Linked DNA regions of Mus musculus: all the other regions are linked to region 1. Evidence: chromatin loops called from intact Hi-C (ENCODE). Cell type or tissue: heart. All regions are shown on one strand. Region 1 overlaps Heg1 (heart development protein with EGF-like domains 1). Region 2 holds the start of Heg1 (heart development protein with EGF-like domains 1). Region 3 holds the start of Zfp148 (zinc finger protein 148).

The links. Peaks named below come from ENCODE experiments on the same cell type or tissue, not always from the same donor. Only the 100,000 strongest peaks of a DNase experiment are listed, where the experiment ranks them.
Region 2: it touches region 1 in a loop (2.5-fold over the local background); 7 of 42 quality-filtered maps call a loop at or near these places.
Region 3: it touches region 1 in a loop (2.5-fold over the local background); 10 of 42 quality-filtered maps call a loop at or near these places.

The regions. Positions count from the first base shown.
Region 1 is chr16:33,737,237-33,742,236 of GRCm38, reverse strand. It overlaps Heg1 (heart development protein with EGF-like domains 1), which reads right to left. Exons shown (of 15, transcript NM_175256.5): 8 at 3,954-4,012; 9 at 3,514-3,674. Among named protein-coding and RNA genes, the nearest start is that of Muc13, 55 kb to the left of the region's middle. In heart, a CTCF peak has its summit at 2,209 (motif pointing right); DNase peaks (open chromatin) are centred at 246, 1,636 and 2,226; H3K27ac peaks cover 1,137 bases.
Region 2 is chr16:33,681,608-33,686,607 of GRCm38, reverse strand. It overlaps Heg1 (heart development protein with EGF-like domains 1), which reads right to left and starts at 2,142. Exons shown (of 15, transcript NM_175256.5): 1 at 1,753-2,142. The coding sequence starts at 1,996. In heart, a CTCF peak has its summit at 1,898; DNase peaks (open chromatin) are centred at 1,147, 2,187, 3,257, 3,717 and 1 weaker place; H3K4me3 peaks cover 2,747 bases; H3K27ac peaks cover 2,708 bases.
Region 3 is chr16:33,377,867-33,382,866 of GRCm38, reverse strand. Zfp148 (zinc finger protein 148) reads right to left here and starts at 2,092. Exons shown (of 9, transcript NM_011749.4): 1 at 1,840-2,092. It overlaps 1700007L15Rik (RIKEN cDNA 1700007L15 gene), which reads left to right and starts at 2,131. Exons shown (of 2, transcript NR_045709.1): 1 at 2,131-2,351; 2 at 2,488-3,013. In heart, CTCF peaks have their summits at 2,245 and 4,290 (motif pointing right); DNase peaks (open chromatin) are centred at 1,556 and 2,056; H3K4me3 peaks cover 3,152 bases; H3K27ac peaks cover 2,969 bases.

The sequences.
Region 1 (5,000 bases):
CTCTGAGGCCCTACACAGTCTCTACCTCTTGTTCCCTGGTCACCGCCAGTAAATAAATATTCACAAGCATTCCCTATGGAGAAACCAAACTGAGGAAGGAAAGGGCGCTGCCCAACCTACAAATGCAGCCTGGTGTATTCTGTACCTTCACGTTTAAGGACTGGGAGTAAGGGAGGTGGGGGGTGGGGCTGGAACAAACCCAGAAAATGTGACCATGTTCTTAGGAAGTCAGGAGCTTGGACCCAAACCAACCAATACAGTCAGACCAGTCTCAAGTGGAAACATGTCCGGGCTCTGTGTCCTAGGGGCCCAGGACCACTCTGTGGTAAGGCAGCTTGCTTTGCTCTCAGTGTGTTGCCTTTTGGAGGCTTATTATAGAACGAGGTTTGTATGGTAATCTGATTCCCCAGGGTTGGCAGGAAGCTGTCTGTCTGTCTGTCTGTCTGTCTGTCTGTTTGTCTCCCCACTACAGTGTTAGGAAGGTTTATTCAGCACTGGATCTGCAGCACAGAGACCAGTAGGTGAGCATGTGCTGGGGTGGGGGTGGGGGTGGGGGTGGGGGTGGGGGTGGGGAAGTCCTACTGGCCTGATCAGTCGCTACACCATCACCAGGAGAAACAGGCAGACGAGGAAAGAACCCAGTTTTAAGGCTGGTTTTGTGTTCATTTGGGGGCTTTATTCATCTCATGGTTGATAAAGAATCAGCTTATTCGTATCAAAAAGCATTCACTGCTGGGCACATAGTCCTCTGGGAGGTTTTAATACGGCCAAGATAATGAAGAGTACATTTTACCACCCAAGATACACGTCAGTGGGCGCACAGGGAGAACAGAACTATGAAACCAACATGACAGCGGCTAATAACTTATCCTCACATGGCAGATGTGTGCTTCTGCTGTTGGGGGGTCAAAAGCAAGTTGAACCCAGGAGGAGAGTGGCAGGGGGATGGGAAGAGTCTGAGCATTGTACAATGAAAATTGGGTGCTAATTTTGTAGGCATTGTCAAAGAAAAGGCCCCAGGCTCTTCAGAAGGTGCCTGTTAATTCTGCAAAATTAACCCTTGCCTGGGCAAATTCTGGTGATGGGAGCTGACACCAGGGCTTGATGGGCCCCGTGTGGAATTCCCAGCATCCATCCCTCTTGAGGGTCCCGAGAACTGAGACTGACTGTCTAGCCGGGTGAATTAGGGCACAGCTTCATTTCCCAGTGCTGAATTGAATTTCCTGCCTTTATCAGTGGAAGCTGACATGTTAAATCTGGGCTCCTTTGTTTATTGTTTTTAAAAAAAAGTTTGTATTTAAGGGGAAATGTTTAAACGGAAAAATCTCACCAGGCAAACTTTGCAAAGCTGGCACCAGGGAGGAACTCAGCTTCCGGCACCTCACATCTGACTTCTCTGAAGGCTTTGCCAGTCAATGAGACTTAGCAGAGAAAAACACCTCCAAGTATAAGGAGTATCCAGGCCATCCTAGGCTGGGAAATCCCACTCTGATTGGGTATTTTCTGGAAGTCAATGTTAAGTTCTCCTTCCATCCTGCCCACTGATCTAGGCTGCTAACGAATATTCATTGCCAAAAGCAACCAGTTCCTGCCTGCTGCCAGATTTCTGCTTGAACAGGGAGGGCAGGCCCCGCCCCTCCAATGAGGAGTGGCTTTCTCAATGAACGTGTCTCATAAAGCCACCCAAAAGGACCATGCAGAATCTCACTTAAATCGATCCTTGGTGATGTGAGTCTTCTGCATTCACCGTTCCCATGGTCTTTCCTGGGCATAACATCCGTCAAGATAGACAATGAGTACTCAGTAAGCCAAGGCTGAGGCCATGAGGGGGGATTTCCAAAGTCTCTAAATCCCAGGAGACCATGAGGACTAAAGGGCTTTGAAAGGAGGGAGATGGACATTCTCTGAACTGAGGGGACAAAGCCCTTCTCGCCAGCGGCAATGTCCAGAGCATCCTAGTGCTGCCCGGATGCTAGAAACCCAAAGGTGTGCAGCACCTGCTGGTCTAGCCTCCTCTCTAGCTCCAGAAAAATTACCAAGAGCCAGAGCTGGATCCTTTGGCAAAACCTAGAGAAGATCTGGAGGAAAAACAGATGTGAGTCCAATTTTGGCTACTAGGCATGGCTGTCTTTATGCTCAAGGGACTGGAAGGGAACACAGTGAGGATGGCCTCCTCATGGGGACAAGAGTCTTTCTATAGGCCACATGGGGGCAGTCCAAGCAAAGCAGCTGGGTGAGCGAGCACTCCTGCTAGGGCAGGCTCTTGCGCATCCACACAATCTTGCCAACTTGATCTGCAAAGCACAGATGCACAAGCTGGCAACAGAAAAGTACCTTGGTCCAATGCTGACCACGCCAAATGCAGTCTAGAAATGGTTAGCAAACTGAAGGGTGCCTACCTCACTGGGAGGAAAAATAGTACCCTGGAGCCCTGGGCATGAGAAACAAAACCATACAACCAGAGAGCCTCAAAGTATCCAGCACCCTAGAACAGGGCATGAACTTTGAACAAAAACACTCCAACTCTGTTATGTTCAGCTCATTTCCCCCCAGTTACTAAGTAGCCAGCCCCCCAGAGCCTATCTCAGGGTGAAAGCATCAGCTCCCAAGCTCTGCAGTGCAACTGTTCACTCGAGGAAAGCTCTGGACCAGCAGTTACAACATCCTGACCCACTGGGAATGGCCTAGACTAACCAGCGGATATGGCACCAAAACCTGATACCTTCAATTTATGTCTAACATCTGGATGCCAGATGGGGGAGACTTAGCCTAAGCTCTCCTTCCTTTGCCAGACCTCAACCACTGGTCCAATGAGCTAACCAGAGTACACTTTGATCACCAAGAGGGACTAGCCCACTGTGTCTAGGGGCGGTTCTCATTCCAGCAAAGTGTTCTTCTCCCAGCTATAAAACTATCCCTGAAAGACGCAAGTCTGTCTTCCAGACTTGTCCTGAGTCACCTTTCTCATTGGCCTTACCCCAACACAGGGCAAGAGCCTCCGACCAAACAAGAACAAAGGAAGGGAGAGTCCTGTCATTACGGCACTCCTGGGAGCATCCTGCCATGCTCCCTCTTAGTCATTCTATGGTTTTATGATAGAAAACAAACAAAAGATAGGTAATACTGCATGAGCATAGCTCTTTGTTTTTTCTTAGTCATCACCATATAAAGATTGTTGGATCATTGGCAACTTGACAGACTCTATATGTCACTTTCTGTCTCCCCAGGAAGCGGGAGTAACAGCTTTTGGTTCCTTCAGCTCCTGTAATATCTTCCTCTCACCCTGGCACTGTATAGAAGAAAAGAAGGAGCCAGATACCAAGGAGCTGATGCTGTAAAAGGCCATGTGTAGACAGATGTGTGCACTGAGTGTCATGAAGGCTTGTGCTTATAACTTCTAAAGACAAGCTCTGTGAAGGAGCTTTTCTGGGCCTGAGTCCCCAAACCTCCCATCTCTAAGTCTATGCCTACCTGCAAGAGCAGGTTTCCCCCCCTAGAGGACTCCCATCTTACCTCGAAAGACCCGCCTCTGAGACCCCAAGAGCTGGCAGACTTCAGCAGAGGACCTGCAGGAGTTGACATATTTCTGGATCCTGTCTGCCAGGTCAAACAGTGTCACATTGGAGGCCAGGGCAAAGGTGGTTTTCAGTGAGATGAAAACTGTACTGGGCTCCCTGTGGGCAAAGTTAGCAAGGCCTTAACTGACTTGAAATGACATGTGGGTTCCAGGTAGCTTGCAAAGTACATGTTACTGCCATTCTCCACAGAAAAAATAGGAGAGTATAAAGGCCCAGAGACCGTGGTCTTGGGTTACCCGGTGTATTGGCTGTAAAACAGAGACTGGCTTTATTTTGATCACTCATTTGGGAACAGTACCACTTCACACACACACACACACACCCCCCCCCAATTCCACAGATCAGATCATAAGCAAAAGAAATTCTGTTTCTCACCTAGACACATGGGCTGTAGTTCGGATATAACCGGGCAATGTTGAAAAACACACGTTTAGCTGAAATGAAGAACCCGGTTGTCAGACAAAATCCTTGAGCCAAGAAACAATTTCCTATTTTCAGGATAAAATAGGTAGTTTCTATCGCCACCAAGGTATCAGCAGGCAGTTTGACTCAAAGCAGTGCGGCCTTTGTATCCCCGCCCCCCTCCTAAATATCTTTCTGTTGTTCCCCAGGGCAGATAGTGGATTAGTAGGGAAATCTCAGCAGGAAATGTTCAGAGCAGCATCCTCGAAAACAAAACATCTTCAAAGGAGAAGATCCCTTCTAAGACCCAGGGTTTCAAAAACAAAAACCCAGGCAGCTGTTTATTTGGACTCTGCATAGTGAACAAGTTAGCTGACAAAGCTCAGCTCCTCTTAGCTCCCCAGGTCTGACTACAGGCTCCTCAGAATCTACAATGATGAGTTGACCTGCCGCAAAGGTCCTTCCTCAAAAAGACTCTGTGGGAAATTACATGATGGGGGTGGGGTGGGGGGGTCAAGAGGTCTTTTGTTGGGAACACATTAGAGCTCTGTGCCTCCTGTTTGCCTTGTGCCCACGGAAAGCAGAAAGCCTCTGAGCAACACAACATGTTGTGTCCGCCTCCCTGACAGCGAAGCTCGAGATTCCCTTTAATGGAGCAGAGGACCTCAGCATCTCATCCCAGGTAGATCCACCTGCCTTCAGAGCCCTCTGACTTGGGAAGATGGAGTCAGCTGTGGAATGGTGCCAAACGGTTTGTGGGTTTGAATGCCACATTAATATAGCAATGATTTATTATTACTGCCATATTAACCTTTTACCTAGGTATGAGCAGAATGCCATCTTAAGAAAGCCCATGCTAATGCTTTCTCTGATGGTCATTTAATTCTTCACTGCTAGTTGGGGTCAGGTGTGTCATGGCCCAGTGTATCCTATGGAGATACTTGTCCAAAAAAAGAAACAAACCAACCAAGCTAGGCAAATTGCTTAGAAGGACTACACTATTGCACAGGGCTCTAACGC
Region 2 (5,000 bases), 56 kb after region 1:
TGCACCTCTTCTAACTTTACCTTTTAAACACCCCTGCCCCAGACTGGGCCTTAGAGCAATAGAGATCAGGAAACCTTAAAAGAAAGTCTGGATTATTCTTGTTCCTTCCTGGGTTCTTCCTTTGCCTCTATCCTGCTTTTCCCCAAACGAACAGAACAGAGCAGTTCTAGCACCATGGCTGTGAAGGCCCGGCTCTCATAAGGCCCCTATTCTTACCTTATCTCCCCTAACTCAGGTGCTACTATAGCCTGATGCTACACTCACACCTGTGTGAGCCTGGAACAGGCTCTGCCATTGGAAGGAGATTCCTGTGCCAGCCTCAAGCTGGAGCCCAGCATCCCTGCTCCCTTCATAGCCCCTCACAAGATGGAGCCTTCAGCCTGAGTACCAGTTAGTGGCACCTGCCTTGGGTTCCCAGGTGGCCATCTGAGTTATCAGTTCCTTACACACAACTGTATCTAGAACAGTAAATGTCTTCAAAGTTCTCAATTCCTTTCTCTGAAAATCAGTCATCAAGATTATGGAAGTTGGGGCTGCACAGCATGTCTGTAAAGACCTTCAGCACAGCTTTCCCTCCCTTTATTCACCCTTCCTCAGTTTCCCTGTCTTGGACCAGTGACTCAGAAGTTCACAAGGCTAAGGCAGTCTGCGGAGGGGAGATTATGGTTCAAATGAGGCTTTATGAGGGTAGAAAAGTTTCTCTTATTCAATTCTAGGAAGTAGTACCTCTATGTTCTAAGGATGAGCAAGTTGGGAGAAAGTTTGTAAAACATGTAAGATGGACAGACAGACAGACAGACAGACAAGAAGTGGAAACTGGACAAAATCTTGGCAGTCCCAGTGTGGCAACAACAGAGCCCGATGTGTGCCCTCTGCCTCTTACGGGAGGACAAATGGCTAACATCACCTAGGCTGGTTTGGTTCACAGCACTTTCTACTATTTTTACTTTCATTTTGTCACCTCTTGTCACTTGGAGGCAGGGAGGAATGGGGCCCCTCCATTCCACAGATGGGGAAACTGAGAGCCAAAGATGAGACACAGCCAAGGTCGTGTGGGGGTTACATTAGAATCCCACCCAGGCCGTGGCATTTTCTTCCAACAGAAAAAGGAACTAGAAACAAAGGAGGCAGGCACAGGAGCTGAGTCCCCATTCTGTGACCAGGACAGGCAGTGCCTGCCTGCACAGCAAGCAGCTGGCTGGGGGAGGAAAGGGCCCAGGACAGTCCAGAGCCAGTCAGTGGCTTCCAGGGGTTTGACCTTGCAGCGCCCCCAGCCCCATCCCAAGTAACCCTGCTCCTAAGGTTAACTGGGTAGCTTTGTTTTAAAGCGCACTCTTTGTCCTTTATGAAGTCCTAAGTACTAGAAGCATTCCAAACTCCGAAATCCGTTATTTACTTATACTGGAAAGTCAGGCTTTAGACCAGGAGAGACCAGTTCTAAATCTGGGGGTTGGGGGCTGAAACCGAGGGACAACAGCCAGAAGTTACCACTCCCCACGAGGTGAGAGGCTCTTTGGGGTCTTCGTTTTGTAAAAGTGAGAAGGGTGTGGGCTAATCCAGGAGAGAGTTTTCTTCCAAAGCACAGGGAGGGAATGCATGTGAACATTTTATATTCCAGTGGCCAGGGACAGCGTTTCTCCGTCCTGGGCCACCCTCAGGGTTCCACCCACGAGGGTCCACGGAGCCTCGGCCGGGATGGGGCAGCCGCGAAGCGCCCACGCCCCCTGACCCTCGCTGGAGACTCTCACTCACCCGCGCTCACGCCTCTGGGGACACGGCCGGAACGTCCCCGCCGGGTCGCGACGCCGGGTCCGGGGGCCGTATGTCCGGCGCCAGGCGGCGAAAGCGGTCCCGCGACCGGGAGGAGTGTTCGATGGGCCGGGGAGGGAAGGGAGCCCCGCGCCCCGGGGGCAGCGGGCGGCAGCAGCAGCAGCGGTAGCAGCAGCAGCAGCAGCAGCGACGGTGGCGGCCACCGCGGGGCGCGCGGCGTGGCCATGGTGGCGGCGGCCGCCCGCGCTCACATGCCGGGCGCCGGGCCGAGGGCGGCGGCGAGCGGAGCGGGGTGCGAGCGCGCTCTCAGCCGCAAAAGTTGTGGGAGCCGCGGGAGGGCGGAGGCAGCCCTGGTGCTGCCACACGCCAATCAGCCCGGGCGGGTCGCGGGGCGGGCGGCTCCTCCTCGGTTGACATCACCCGCCCCGCGCGGGGGCCCGGGGGCGGGGAGAGGGCAGGAAGAGGGCGGGGGCGGTCTCGGTCTCCCGGGTGAGTTCACGGAACCCCCGGGTGAACTCATGGAGCCCCCTGCGACTTTTGTTACAGGGCCCACACCCTGGAGTATCGCTTTGGCTTTTGGAGAAATGAAATTGGGGTGGGGGGCACTTTCCCAGTTCCTTAGCCACACAGTAGGTCTGTGAAAAGTAGATTCTGGCGGTGTAATTGACATCAGGTGAGTGAGTATACAGAGAGCTTTCAAAAGACAGAGAAGTGAATCCTAGACCCTGTTCCATACGTGGACCTGCATTGCCCTTAAGGATCTGAAGAGGCCCCAACCCACTGCCGCCCTTTTGGGTCCCCAGAATTGGTGAGAAGATTTGCTTTAGCCAGGGCGGGAACCCTCATCTTCTTGAAGGCTCAGAAGCCTGATTTCCTTCCCACGCTATCTTTGGCTTACACCATAGTTCTTCAAAGATGTCACTGCTGAGACACCCAAAGAGGCCAGAGGGAAGAGAAAACTGAACCGAGTCTGGGGCAAGGGAAAACCCATAGCCAGGAAAAGGACAGCAATTTGCAAATTAAACATAAAAAAAAAAAAAAAAAAAAAAGCAGCCCACACAGAAGTTAAAAAGAAACCTTTAGGGGAGATGTTCCAAGACAGAGTGTCAATAAATTTGCTTGGTAAGTAAAATTCTGTGTGTGTCCCTATTCCCTCCCTTCCTAGGAGACAAATGATACAATGTCCAGATTTTAAGACCCAAATCTCTTTTCTTTGTAAGTAAAGAATGAGCAGCTCAAAATAGGGGGAAATAACTTGCTTAAGAGTTGCTAAGAGAACCAACAACTAAAGGATTTCTCATTGAATGACCATGTGGCTTCGTGCTTACCTCATAGCTTAGAGTTGTCAATAATTCAGACAATATCTCATCCAAACTGAAAACCACAGATCCCTTGGGATGCTCTCAGATGTGCTAGGGTTCTTTGTCTGTTTACCAAATGTTCAGGAGACAGGCTTGTCTCTTTCCCCATGTCTCTGCCTCTCTCTGTCTCCAAGCCTCCATGACCCGCCTCCAGGGGAACGATCAGATCATAACGTCCAGCGCATCGGTAGATGGGCCTAGACCCATTTTCTGGTGACTCGGTACAAGTGAGTCACTTGGCAGGACACAAAGGATGCTCCGTATAAACAAGTTTACCTTAGACAAATGAGCCAAGAGTGGAGAATTGGTTTGGGTTAGGGTTTATAGAACCACAAATGAAACCTAACTTTTCAGGTCTCACATGAAATGCTCAGTCCTCTTTCTTTCTCAAACAACAACAATCCAAGCATGGCCCCACCTCCTGACACAGCTCCCCTGTTAACAAGCAGGACTACACAGCAGCCCAGTCCCATCTGGCTAAGCTCAGTACACTGTGCTCTGAGGTTCTGGTCACCATAGCTTCCTCCCTTGAACAGAAAGGAGGACTAGTTAAAGGCCAGGACATGCTTTCAGGCAAACAGGAAGGCTTAAGGGTTTAAAGGCCTGTCTGGGCTTCTCGTGTGTATTCAGAAAGCTCGCTTGGGAATCTTGCCTTTGCCTCCGGTGCCCAAGGGCATCACACCTGCCTCCTGCCCCTCCCTTTAAGTATCACAGATCTGTCTTTCTACCTTCTACCTGAACTTCCAGAGGAACTGCCAGCCTAACTGGTGGATGAAGGGCTGCAAAGATGTTGCTGGGTCTTAATACCTTTCCATCTCCTAGGACAAAGCAAGAGGGATTATCAGGGAGGCTATACTTGCGTCAGGAACTTGCAAACAGCTGCCAGCTTGCTCCTAGAATCTTTTTTCCCTGATTTCTTTAACTGTGACCTAGTCCTTAATTATTTCATCTATAAAACACATTGTCCTAGATGATTGATAAGAAGTGTTCTATCCCAGTGTTTTAAGGTTCAGGGGCAAGGCTATTAAAGCAGGTGCCTTAAGGACACATAAGCCAGGGCCCAGTGAAACCATCAGACTGGAGCACTTTATGGGTGCATCTGAAAGAAAGGTTTGTTGTAAGTATGAAAGAATAACCAGAGGCACTCAGGAAGTCTAAAGTAGCCATGGCTGCCTCTCAGGGACAGAAAGTACAAGAAGAGAATCAGCTCTGGGCAGGGATAGCTCTTGGGAGCAGAGAAAAAAAAGTGGGGAGAGAAGATGAGAGAGTGAAGCAAAAGTAGGAAAATCCATCCTTTATAAAGAACAGGTGGAGGGGTGGGTGGGGGTGGGGTGGTAGAACAGTGTGGGAGGTCATATAGTAGAGGGAGAGGTGAGAAGGACCAGGAGACTGGTGCTTAGTTAGGGTTTTACTGCGTGAACAGACACCATGACCAAGGCAACTCTTATAAAGGACAACATTTCATTGAGGCTGGGTTACAGGTTCAAGGCAGGAGCATGCCAGCATCCAGGCAGTGATGATGCTGAGAGTTCTACATCTGCATCTGAGGGCCACTAGGAAAAGACCTGATCCCATGTGGTTAGGAGGAGGGTCTCACTGCCCACACCCACAGTGACACACTTCCTCCAACAAGGCCACACCTCCTGATAGTACCACTCTGGGCCAAGCATATTGAAACCACCACAGCTAGTGTGGGGGCTTTGATATTCATAACAGCTATTAGGGACTGACATAGTTTTATGGGAAGGGAAATGGATCTTTCTGGCAGACAGGTGTGTGAGGAAGGCTCCCAGCAATCCTACAGTCTCTGCCTTTTAGGGTTTGGTACTAACAGTAGTGTCACTTCTTCTTCAGGAGCCTGGAAATACA
Region 3 (5,000 bases), 360 kb after region 1:
AAGATCTGTCACATTTAACATACTCGTCTTCCCTTCAGTTGAAATGATACCACAACACATTATGTAATTTCTCTTAATAACAAAAGGTGACCACTATCCAAATAGAATTTAACACATTGTTCTAGCCGGGCTGTGCCTTTAAGGAGGCACAGGAAGGTGGATTTCTGAGTTCCGGGCCAGCCTGGTATACAACAGCAAGTTCCAGAACAGCCAGAACTACAGAGAAACCCTGTCTCAAAAAAAAAAAGCAAAACAAAACAAAAAGGACAAGACTCTGTTCTCACCCAGTGTTCCTTCTTGAAAAATGTGGTCTACTGTGCATTCAGGGAGTGCAGAACTTGGTTTCCTAACATAGGGACTGTCCCTCCTCATGAGACCTCGACTCATCCTGTCACTTCAGATTTCCTTAGGCATTACAACCACTCCTGACCTCCTTATAAGCTAAGATAACAGATATTCTAGATGCTCTGCCTACATTTTGCTTGCAGATGTTATTTTCTTTAATAACATCATGCCTCCGTGAAAGAGTACACCCGGAACTGTGAATGGAAAAGGATCTCCCGCCAACCCGAAGTATAGAACTAGACAAATGGAGCCTTCAAAGACCAGACTAGAATGCACCAACTCTTGACCCGGACAATTACAATCTATGTCCTGCAACCTAGGCTGAAATACGGCACCAGCTCTTCTGGTGGTACCATATAAGCTAGGCAGTGAAGAAGAACACCGCCAGGCCACGTTAATTCCTATTCCACCGTCTTCCAGGACGGTGTTCATCCACCCTCCGGTAACAGACAATACTCCAAATCTGCTAAAATTCTCAACTCCGTGGCCTCAAGAATGCCCAGAAGCCAGGCGGTTTCTCAAGGTCTCTTTCAAAGATTTTTCAGTTCACTAGTGCGGCACTAAAATGTCTCAAACCAATCTACAGGCTAAGTGACTAAATTCTCAATGACCCCCAACCAAGCGGGGACCCACACTTACCGGATGTCATCTACTGAAGAGCCCAAACAGGTTCCGAACTAGGCCACTCTGGCCCATCTGGAATAACTCTTTAGACCTTGGGCCAGCATTTGATAATTATGCTACATCTGTCTATTCTATTATGCATTCTCTGCTTCTTTTCCAATATTTAGCACTCCTCTGGCTTCAAACGCTCTTCCTTCTATCCGTAGAAACTACTCTAGCCTTCTTCCCCTTGCCTTGGAAACGCTTCGGTTCTTTCCATAATGAAACACCTAACGTATCTGCACAATGAACACCCTCAGAATCCTCAAGACTGCTCCACAGCCACCCCCGGCATTCCTCCACCTATCCGGCATCTTCCCCTCCGGCCCCTTTCTCCCCTTTCGCACTCCTACTCGGCTTCCTGCAAGCAATCCCCTTTTCACCAGCCCCTGCCCTTCCCTGCAGCCAACGAGCACACCGAGGCAGCAGCGGCGACCGAGGCCTGCGGTGCAGAAAGCACTGCACCAAGACGGCGGAGAACCCCAGGGTCTGGCCGGCCTCGTCGCCCACAGCCTGGCACCCCGAGGCCTCCCCGCGTGCATCCCACCTTCCTACCCGACACCGGCCGCAGGCCTCGGAGGCCGCCCGCTCTCTCGCCTCCGCCGCCCCCGTCATTCTCCGTTCTCCAAGCCCCGACCCACCATCCTCGCGTCCCCAGCCCCGCGCTCCCCGCGGCCTGCGCCCGCCGCCTCCCGGGCCGCCCCCCGGCCGGCCGGCCCGCCGCTCCTGCGGGTCACACCGTCGTCGCCGCGCTCCCCCCCCCCCGACCGCGCGCCGCCCCCTCCCCTCCCCCGCCCTCCCGGGCCCAGGCCTGCCAGGCCGAGCGTTTACCGCGGGGCTGGCGCCGAGGCGCGCGGTCACTGACTGCAGGCGGCGGCGGCTCCGACCTTCCCACGGGCCCGACGAGGAGGGCGAGGGGGAGGGGAGAGAACTTTTGCTGTGGCAGCTCCGGCGACAGCTCCCACCCCTGCGCCTTTCTCCTCTTCCTCCCCCTCCTCCTCCTCCTCCTCTTCCTCCTTCTCTTCCTCCTCCCAGAGCAGTCGAGAGGCAGACATGGCGCGGCTAGAGCGTCGCCGCGGTCGCCGCCGCTGCCGGCGCGGTGCATTATGGGAAGCATCGCACACAGGAAGCGCTCCGGGCCGCCGGCCCTCGCTTGGCGCGGAGACCTGGCTGCGAGACCAAGCGTGGCTTTGATTCTGGCGCCTGCGTGTCAGCAGCGCGGCGTGGCCGGGAAAGCTGGGCCCCGCTCTGGGGGTCCCCCTGATGGGCCTGAGAGGAAAACGCTTTGAAATTGATGGGAGCTGGGAAAGCCACTGAGAGGGACGTCCTCCCCTTGAGGCTGGGTGCGTGCCTGGCACCCCGAGAAGTGAAAAATGGGGATTAAATAGCGGCCCAGGCCCTGGGAAGTGGAAGGGGCGGGAACGTCGATGAAGGGTTTAGCCAGGATTTCTTGGATCTTTCTTTTATTCTCTTACCTAGCCTCTCCTCTTTTTCCGGAAGATGCTACCCTGCACCCTTGAAACTAGAAAACCTGGTTGGAGTCTGCAAACCGCGATGCAGGATGTGGGCACCGAGAAAAAGCAAGAGATCCCAGTCAGGACTTCGTTGGCCCAAACCACGGTCTGCATGTCAGCAAAGACTTGGTTATAATCTCTGCATACCTAAGATTGCTTAGTTGAGCCATCTTTTGGCAGCCCTTCGACGACCTTCACTAAATCCTGGTTTCTTAGGAGCGCCCTCATTTAACACCAAGGCCCTTTAGTTGCCTATACAAAGGGAGGGCTTACAGTTAATGACCTTTGTGCCCACACAGTAGTACAAGGTCAGCTAACTTAATGTGCCCAGTGAATGTCGATCGGGTTATTGGGAACTTCCTGAGAGATGGAGCACCTTCGTTAGGATTTCTGTTTCACAATCTCAAGGCTTTATTTTAGCACCTCTCTGCAATACTTAAACATAACCTTTGAGGTGAGAGGGAAAGGACATTAAAATATCTACATAACCATTTCTGGAATTCTCTCCTTGTCCACACCCACCTCCCCACCCCTTGAATGTTCATTTGAATAGGCTTTTTGGCCAAACTCCAAACTCCCGCATTATGCACTTGTGATGACACTGAATTAGATTACTGTCTGCAAGGTTAATATTCCCTCAGGCGTTAACCTTAGTAAACCGCGACGCCTTTTGAAGTAGCTGAGGCTCAGAAGTTCAGCTGAATTCAAACACAGTTAACTAAGAAAAGCAGGGATGAGCCCACAGCCTCACAATAAACTCTACTTGAACCTTCTCCACTAAAAAAATATAAATTTTAATAAGATGACAGTGCATATTCTGAATGCTAATTGTAACAAAACCGTGATACAAGCTAGAGCAAGGGACAGTTAGCTGGAGGACAGCCTTCTGGCAACTTCTAGCAACTGCAGTGACATCAAATTCAGATGTATTTTTAAAAAGGGAAGAGAAGAAAAAAAAAACCCTCTGGCAGCCAAGAAGCTAACTTTTAGGTTTAAGCTGTGGTAAAGCTAATAACTAGAAAGAGCTAAAAGCCTAGGGTCACACCCAGTGGACTAAGATGAATAGGGTTGCCACTAGGAATACATCTCTTTGTTTCTGAAGAGAATTAAGACAAGGAAGAAACAACCATCTAAAATGGGCAGAGTGGAGAAGACTACTGACCATGCCTTCAAAGTAAGAGTGATTGAAGGCTCTTGAAATTCTTGCTGGTCCATTTTTTTTATCCAGACTGCTGCTGCTTACCTTCCAATACCAGTCTTGGCCACGCAGCTTGCTTCCTTTCCATCTTAAATTTCTTCCACTCACCCACTTTAAAACAATGAGAGACAGCCATAAGGTAGTGACGTTAATCCCAGCACTCAGGAGGCAGAGGCAGGGGTATCACTTGAGTTAGAGTCCAGCCTGGTCTACAGAGCAAGTTCCAGGACAGCCAGGGCTTCACAGAGAAACCCTGTCTGAGATGGCTCAGCATTTCAAAGCACTTGCTGCTCTTTCAGAGGGCCCAAGTTTCCAGAGCACCTGCACACACATGGCAGATAATATGCACAAGCACACACCATGAATAAAAATAACTCTTTAAAACAAATGAAGGATCAGCAAGGGGGTTCAGCAGGTGACCGCACTTGCTTCACAAGATAGCAACCTGAGCTCAACTCACACTAAAAGTAGATGGAGAGAATCAATTCCACAAAGTTGTTCTCTTTTTTTTTTTTAAAGATTTATTTATTATTATGTCTAAGTTCACTGTAGCTGTCTTCAGATGCACCAGAAGAGGGCATCAGATTTCATTACAGATGGTTGTGAGCCACCATGTGGTTGCTGGGATTTGAACTCAGGACCTTCGGAAGAGCAGTAGGTTCTCTTAACCACTGAGCCATCTCTCCAGCCCCAAAGTTGTCCTCTTAACATCCACAGGGGCACCCCTAATGATAAATTTTTAAAATGACTGTACACTTATACGAAGTTACAAATACAGGGCAAAACAACTCCTTTATCTCTTCACCCAGCTTCTCCCAATGGTGTGATATAAAACTATGGAGAGCCATCAACAGCAGCAGATTGGCAGGAGCCTGTTACGTAGTGCCCACAAAACCGGGCAGTATCTGTGACCTTTGAACCCATGTGCATCCTCCAGGGGTTTGGTTTGGTTTGGTTTGGTTTTTGGTTTTTCAAGACAGGGTTTCTCTATGTGGCCCTGGCTGTCCTGGAACTCACTTTGTAGACCAGGCTGGCCTCGAACTCAGAAATCAGCCTGCCTCTGCCTCCCGAGTGCTGGGATTAAGGGCATGTGCCACCACACCCGGCATGTGCATCCTCATGTGTGTTTAGAGTTTACCTCCATCCTATGTAGGAGCACAGGTCTGTCCCCACAGTGAGGACAGAACCACTCCTTACCAGTTTGTGGTAGTGCACATCTTTAATCCCAGCATTTAGGAAGTAAAGGCAAGTGGACATACATGAGTTTGAGGAGAGTCTGG